2 separate regions of the Homo sapiens genome follow, and region 2 is linked to region 1. A link is a contact called in ENCODE Hi-C data. All regions are on one chromosome and are shown on one strand. The core of a region is the stretch at or near the end of the contact, and the rest is flanking DNA. Distances in the headings are between cores, read along the strand shown.

The links. Hi-C counts contacts between places; a loop is a spot of excess contacts on that map. Pooled maps may share reads with other maps.
Region 2: a pooled map shows a loop between it and region 1 (2.6-fold over the local background). The contact joins two enhancer-like sites. A Hi-C loop is called at or near these places in 3 of 37 single-sample maps with no recorded cell type and 2 of 50 pooled maps.

Annotation. Positions count from the first base shown.
Region 1 is chr7:69,737,111-69,739,810 of GRCh38, reverse strand. All of the region lies in intron 1 of AUTS2 (activator of transcription and developmental regulator AUTS2), which reads right to left. Among named protein-coding and RNA genes, the nearest start is that of AUTS2, 140 kb to the right of the region's middle. Within about 2 kb of position 1,278, at least 3 of the 41 ENCODE cell types and tissues checked have a DNase peak (open chromatin) inside an H3K27ac peak, as active enhancers do.
Region 2 is chr7:70,680,800-70,683,499 of GRCh38, reverse strand. The region is part of intron 5 of AUTS2 (activator of transcription and developmental regulator AUTS2); the gene reads right to left. Among named protein-coding and RNA genes, the nearest start is that of GALNT17, 450 kb to the left of the region's middle. RefSeq lists enhancers at 932-1,857, 1,858-2,700. Within about 2 kb of position 1,404, at least 5 of the 41 ENCODE cell types and tissues checked have a DNase peak (open chromatin) inside an H3K27ac peak, as active enhancers do.

The sequences.
Region 1 (2,700 bases), core at 29-2,528:
GCACAGACTGCATATACTATGTCAAGGAAACAGTAAAGAATTAGCACAAATCTGATAGTTAAAGCCTCAAAGAGCCAATTCTTTCAACTCAAATACTTATTTTCAACTGTATTGACATAGTACTGTTGTGACATTTACTTAAAAAGATGAGGTGGGTGGGAGATTTTTAAAACTACAGCCCTTTAAACACCTAAAGAAACAGTAGGATAGAAGCAAGAGCAGAATTTGGTTGAGGTATTTTTGGTTGTTGTTTTCTTTTGAGCTTGCAAGCTCTTTATTCTCCAGTTGAGCTATCCTGTTTGTCCCCAGGGTATAGTGCAGAAAGCTTTATACCCAAGATTCAACATGCCAGTCATGCCCTTAAATCCCAGATGTGTGTACCCACATCAGGAGCCTGGCTGTGTCAATATGCAGGTGCGGAATGACTCAGAGGTGGGCCATTCATACCAGAAGAGGCATTTGCCTGGGTTCAGAGTGAATCAGAAGTTCAGTTATTAGTAATAGAAGTGGTTATTTAAATGTATGATTTCATCCTAATTAAAACTAATGGGGGAGAGAATTTGCATTTAGCTGCCTAGTAAATAGCTCTGTTATTTCACTTTTAATATCTGAAGGGTATTAGCAAGATAAGGTTTTCAGGGCAGGAGGGGAGGGAAGTGAAGGTGGTGGGTTGTTATTCCCACCCCCTGAAGATTGGTTTTATATCCTATTCCTTTTCTTTAGTGCTTTTTAACAACCTCCACCCATCTAACCAACCCCCTAGGCCAGAACCTAATAAAACATTCCATCTTAGAAAGCTAACAGTCCAGTACACCTAAGAAAACCACCCAGGGACACCACCGAACATCTTGCATTCACACTAATAACTGCAGGATATCTGATTAGGAGAATGCAAAATAAGAAGCCATTAATAGCAGCCCTCATCTCCTTCCTCCACACTGATTACCAAAAGAACAGCAGCAGCTGAATCAGAGCTAAATCCTATTCACAAGGGACCTAGGGCAACAAAGAGGAAAAAAAACCGTTAGAGTAGTGCTTCTCAAGGGAAGCTGCTTTAAGTCATTTTGATTCTGGCATCAATCACGCCTGCCACAAACCAATAAGCATGTATAACGCAAGCAAAGACTAGATTCCATTCCTTCCCTCCCTCCTGGGGTTCAGCACAGTGCACCTAGCATACTTAATTGCCCTGCCAACCAAACTGCTACTTGCAAGGCCTCCAGAGGAACTCAGCTAGTCCAAGGCTGAGTTTAACTCACAGGCTTAAATGTTTACCCTGAGAGCACAAAAATATCAGCTGGGGAGAGGGAACAGATGGCCTCAGGGCAGCCCACTCTCACTCTCACAGAAGCTGACTAACCACAAGACTCTTTCGAAGAGTTTTACCCTCTCTGTGCCTTAGTTTTTTTACCTGATAGCATATCTGCTCCCCAGGGTCATTGTGGGAAGTAAACAAATTAATTCACATAAAATACCACGAACAGTGCTTAATAAAAATTAAGTGTCTCCACCCTTGTCCCCCTCCCATGTACCTATAGAAGAGAGAGAAGGGGATGAAAAAGGAGAGAAGGAAAAAAAAAATGGATCCAAGGATATGGCTTAGATTTACAGATAAAGAACCTGATGGCCCACCTCCCCAAATGACCCCCTTGCATTGAACTTTACTCCACCCCAAATCTGTAGTTCTCTCCCTTCCAAAGGCACAGTTTCTGACTCCTGGCTTAGCAGTCAGTGAAGATGATCAGAATTCCCCTTCTCTGCAAAGAACCTCAGCAAAAAAAAAAATAATAATTAGCGTTTCCATAAACACAGTATTTTGAGATTGGTGAGGGATCTGTGGATCCCCAAACTCTGTGCAAGTCAAAATGAATTTGCTGGTAGACAGCCAATGTTTCCGATTTGATTTGGCAGAATATACCCAGTTAGGATGTTCTCTCAATGCAATTAGCAATGCACTGTCAATGAGCAGTTTAGCTATTGACAATACCTGTTGCAATTTAATTTTAAATGTCAATGACTTGTTTGGGTTCACTGTAACAAGGCTTTTATGCATGACAAATAAGCATCCTAGAACAACAGGATGGATGAGCAAAACAAGAGGGTGAAGAAAATCAATAGACACTGTATAAGGGGCTGTCTTTCAAACATCCCCCTGTGGCTATGACTGCCATGAACAAGGCAGGCTGCTCCTCCCAGGAGCAGACTGGGGACTTAGGGAGTGTGTTACTGTCATCTACTTTTGCAACTGATGCCCACTGTTCCTAATGGGATATGGGAATGAGGAGCAGACCAGGTTCTGGAGATAACCCGGACTAGGCAAAAATGCTAGCCCAAGCAGGGACTTGCTTCTGAGGACACCACAGTGACTCTGCCCGACTTTTACTAGCTAGGTGGCCTTGAGCAAGTTATCTAACCTCTCTTTGCCTCAATTTCTTCCTCATCTATACAATTAGGATAATTGTAAAGAATATATAAACAAACATATTACAAGCACTTAGCACAGTACTTGGTACATTAATAGCATTTGATAAATGTTAGCCTCTTGTTATTATTCAATTGAGTTAAATGGTTGATATTACTCAAAAAAGAAACAAAAAAAACAATCTATACACTCGCACAACATAGAAGGATGTCACCAATTCAAGCATCTACAGTGCAGGACTTTGAGTAAAGTTGACTCCCATGGAAAAACTGAGAGGG
Region 2 (2,700 bases), core at 155-2,654, 940 kb before region 1:
AACAAGATACTGCTTTGGAGAGCAGTCTGTAGATTCAATCACTCAAGGACCAGGACTGTGATGTACTCTTACACACCACCATTGCCCTTAACATCTAGTACAGTATTCTCATGCATCACATGTAAGAGATGGGTTGATACGCAGTGGTCAGATCAATGAGTAAATAAATAAATGACCAGATCTCTGCCAACTAAAACAGAAGAGAATGAAGACATTATCTCAAACATAAAACTAAACTGCAAAGTCCTTTCCACGAATTGCCAACAGTTTGGGATTTCACAGAATATAGAAACCCATATGGCTAACAACAGAGCGTGGGTACATTCTCCTGAAAATCAAAATTCTAAAAAATATATCATTAACCATTGTGGTTGCTCATCTCCAAATATGGCTCCCAAATAATTCTGTATGTGCATGTCATGCCTCCCATTAGAAGGTGAAACTTATGTCCTTGTGACTGACGTGTGACTGTTTTGATGAATAGAATGAGGAGGAAGTGATATGCTGGAGATTCAGAGTTTGGGCCCAGCAGCTTCTGGTTATTTAAGCTTGTAACACAGTTACCATATAGTAAGGATGCCCAAGCAGTACCACATGGAAGTAAGCTGAGGCCTTGGGACCACAGGGCTAGCTGAGTTCCCAGCCAACAGCCCCTGACAACTTGCCAGCCACGTGAAGAAGCCATCTTGGGTGTGGCTCCGCCAGCTCCAGCTGAACTTGCCTTAGCAGATGCCATGTGGAACAGAGAGGAAGCTTCTCTGCAGAGCCCTGCCCTAATGGCAGCATTGTATTTCCAGGCTCCAAATTCGTGGTTTGTTACAAAGCAATAATAGGTAAGTGAAACAACCATCTGGGTCAGCCTCAATCAACACTGCGAGAATGGAAGAAGGTGAGCACATGCCAGGATGAGATACATCCATGGGCACCACCTTTGTGTTCCTGCCTCTGGGAGGAAGTGACAAGGACTTTGAAGTTCGAGAAAGAGTGCTACTGAAATGAAAATAAATCACGGCAACAACAAAAAAACTTGAAATAAGAAAAATCATTGCCAAAATAAGGAAAAGTTTTCTATTTGATAAAGCAGAAGAAAACTTAACATGACAATTTTAATGAAAGAATAAATCTGGTCTCCCCCCTTTCCTTTTGGAGGCTGGGAATGTTTGTACAACTAAAAAGTCTTTAGTAATCCCTTCTTTTATCCAAAACAGATTGCAGTTTTCAGCACGGCCCCATAAACTGCAGGTTCAAAGGAACCTGAAACTGAATTAGCATAAAATCTGGAATTCTCATTTCCACCAAATGCACAGCTGCCATCTGACAGCTCTTCTGTGATTTCAGTTTCAAATAGAAACTGAAAGAAGCTGAGGTGGCGCGGGCCATGGGTTCTGTCCTTTCCCTCACTCTCCTCCACACACTCAGAGTCAAGAGGATCTTAGAGGTCTGCCTCAAACCTCTGGTTCTAGAATGAATCCCTTAGCTAACAACCTGCCCAATAAAACTGGTAGGGAACAACCCCAAAGCCACGGACAGTTAGTTTATAAGCGAAGAGGGCTGGGGGTTGCCCATAAGATATGAGTGCTTTGCTGACGGCCTCGGGAGTGTGAAAGACTTTAAAGTAAATTCACACAAAACATGGGGTCGAATATGCTGGGACTAAGTTGGAACATAGGGTTGGATCTGCTGGGAGAGGAGGTGGAGCCCCCGTTCCCAGTTTTTGCATTACAAATACCAAGAAATCCACACTGGAATACACTAAAATTTAAATACCAGCAGGTCTGTTGATTTGCTTTCATGATTCACTTAACACTTCCTCAGCTTTCTCTGTAGGTCATGACAGCTCTAGGCAACTACGTTTAATTCTGGAAAAGCAAAGTGGGCGGGTTGGGGTGGTAGTGGTGTTGCTTTGCCTACCGCTGAAATCCTTCACCTTGGGGGAACAAGTTACTCTTCTTTGCATACAGAAGAAAAAAAAAATATATATATATATATGTACACTGATGCCCTCTGAGGAGTGCATGTGCTCTGAAGAGGATTTTCTCACCCCCAGTAGCGAGGGAGGATTTATCCAGAGCCATCCCAAGCCTCTCCTCTGATTCTCCATGTGATTGACTGAATGACTCCAAGTGACAGCGGGTGGGGGCAGCATCAATAGCACATGAAAAGCGGGCTGCAAACCCTCGGGGAGCGGGAGGCAGGGCCCTACTCCTCCCTCAACAACAGGATTCCCGCCAGGCCCGGGTGGATTCTCCCAAACCACCATGCCCCACGCAGAGCCATCTGCTCCTGAACTGGGGCACGGATGTCAACTTAACATCCGCCACTCGGGTGAGAGATGGGATGGGCCTGTGCTGGCCAAGTGTGGTGGGCTGCCCTCCCTGGAACACTCTAAGAAATTCACAGGGAAGCGAGTGTGGATCTTCAGAACTTCACTTTCACTCAGGTCTGTGCCTCCTTTGAAGTTCCTCTACTGCTAATGTACAACTTTTCATATTCTCCAGGAGAGAAAAAAATGTAGGGAGCATCTGGTATTTACACAGAATCTTAGAGGGAGTTGATGGATTTAATTACAAGTGTTAGTAAAACAGGAAAATTGTAGCCAGGCTTTCAAATAGCCACTCGCCTATAACTAACAAGACTTTCGGTTGTGCTGCTGGGAAAGAATGCTATTTATTTTCCTCGCAATGAGTTTTCTGGAAGAAG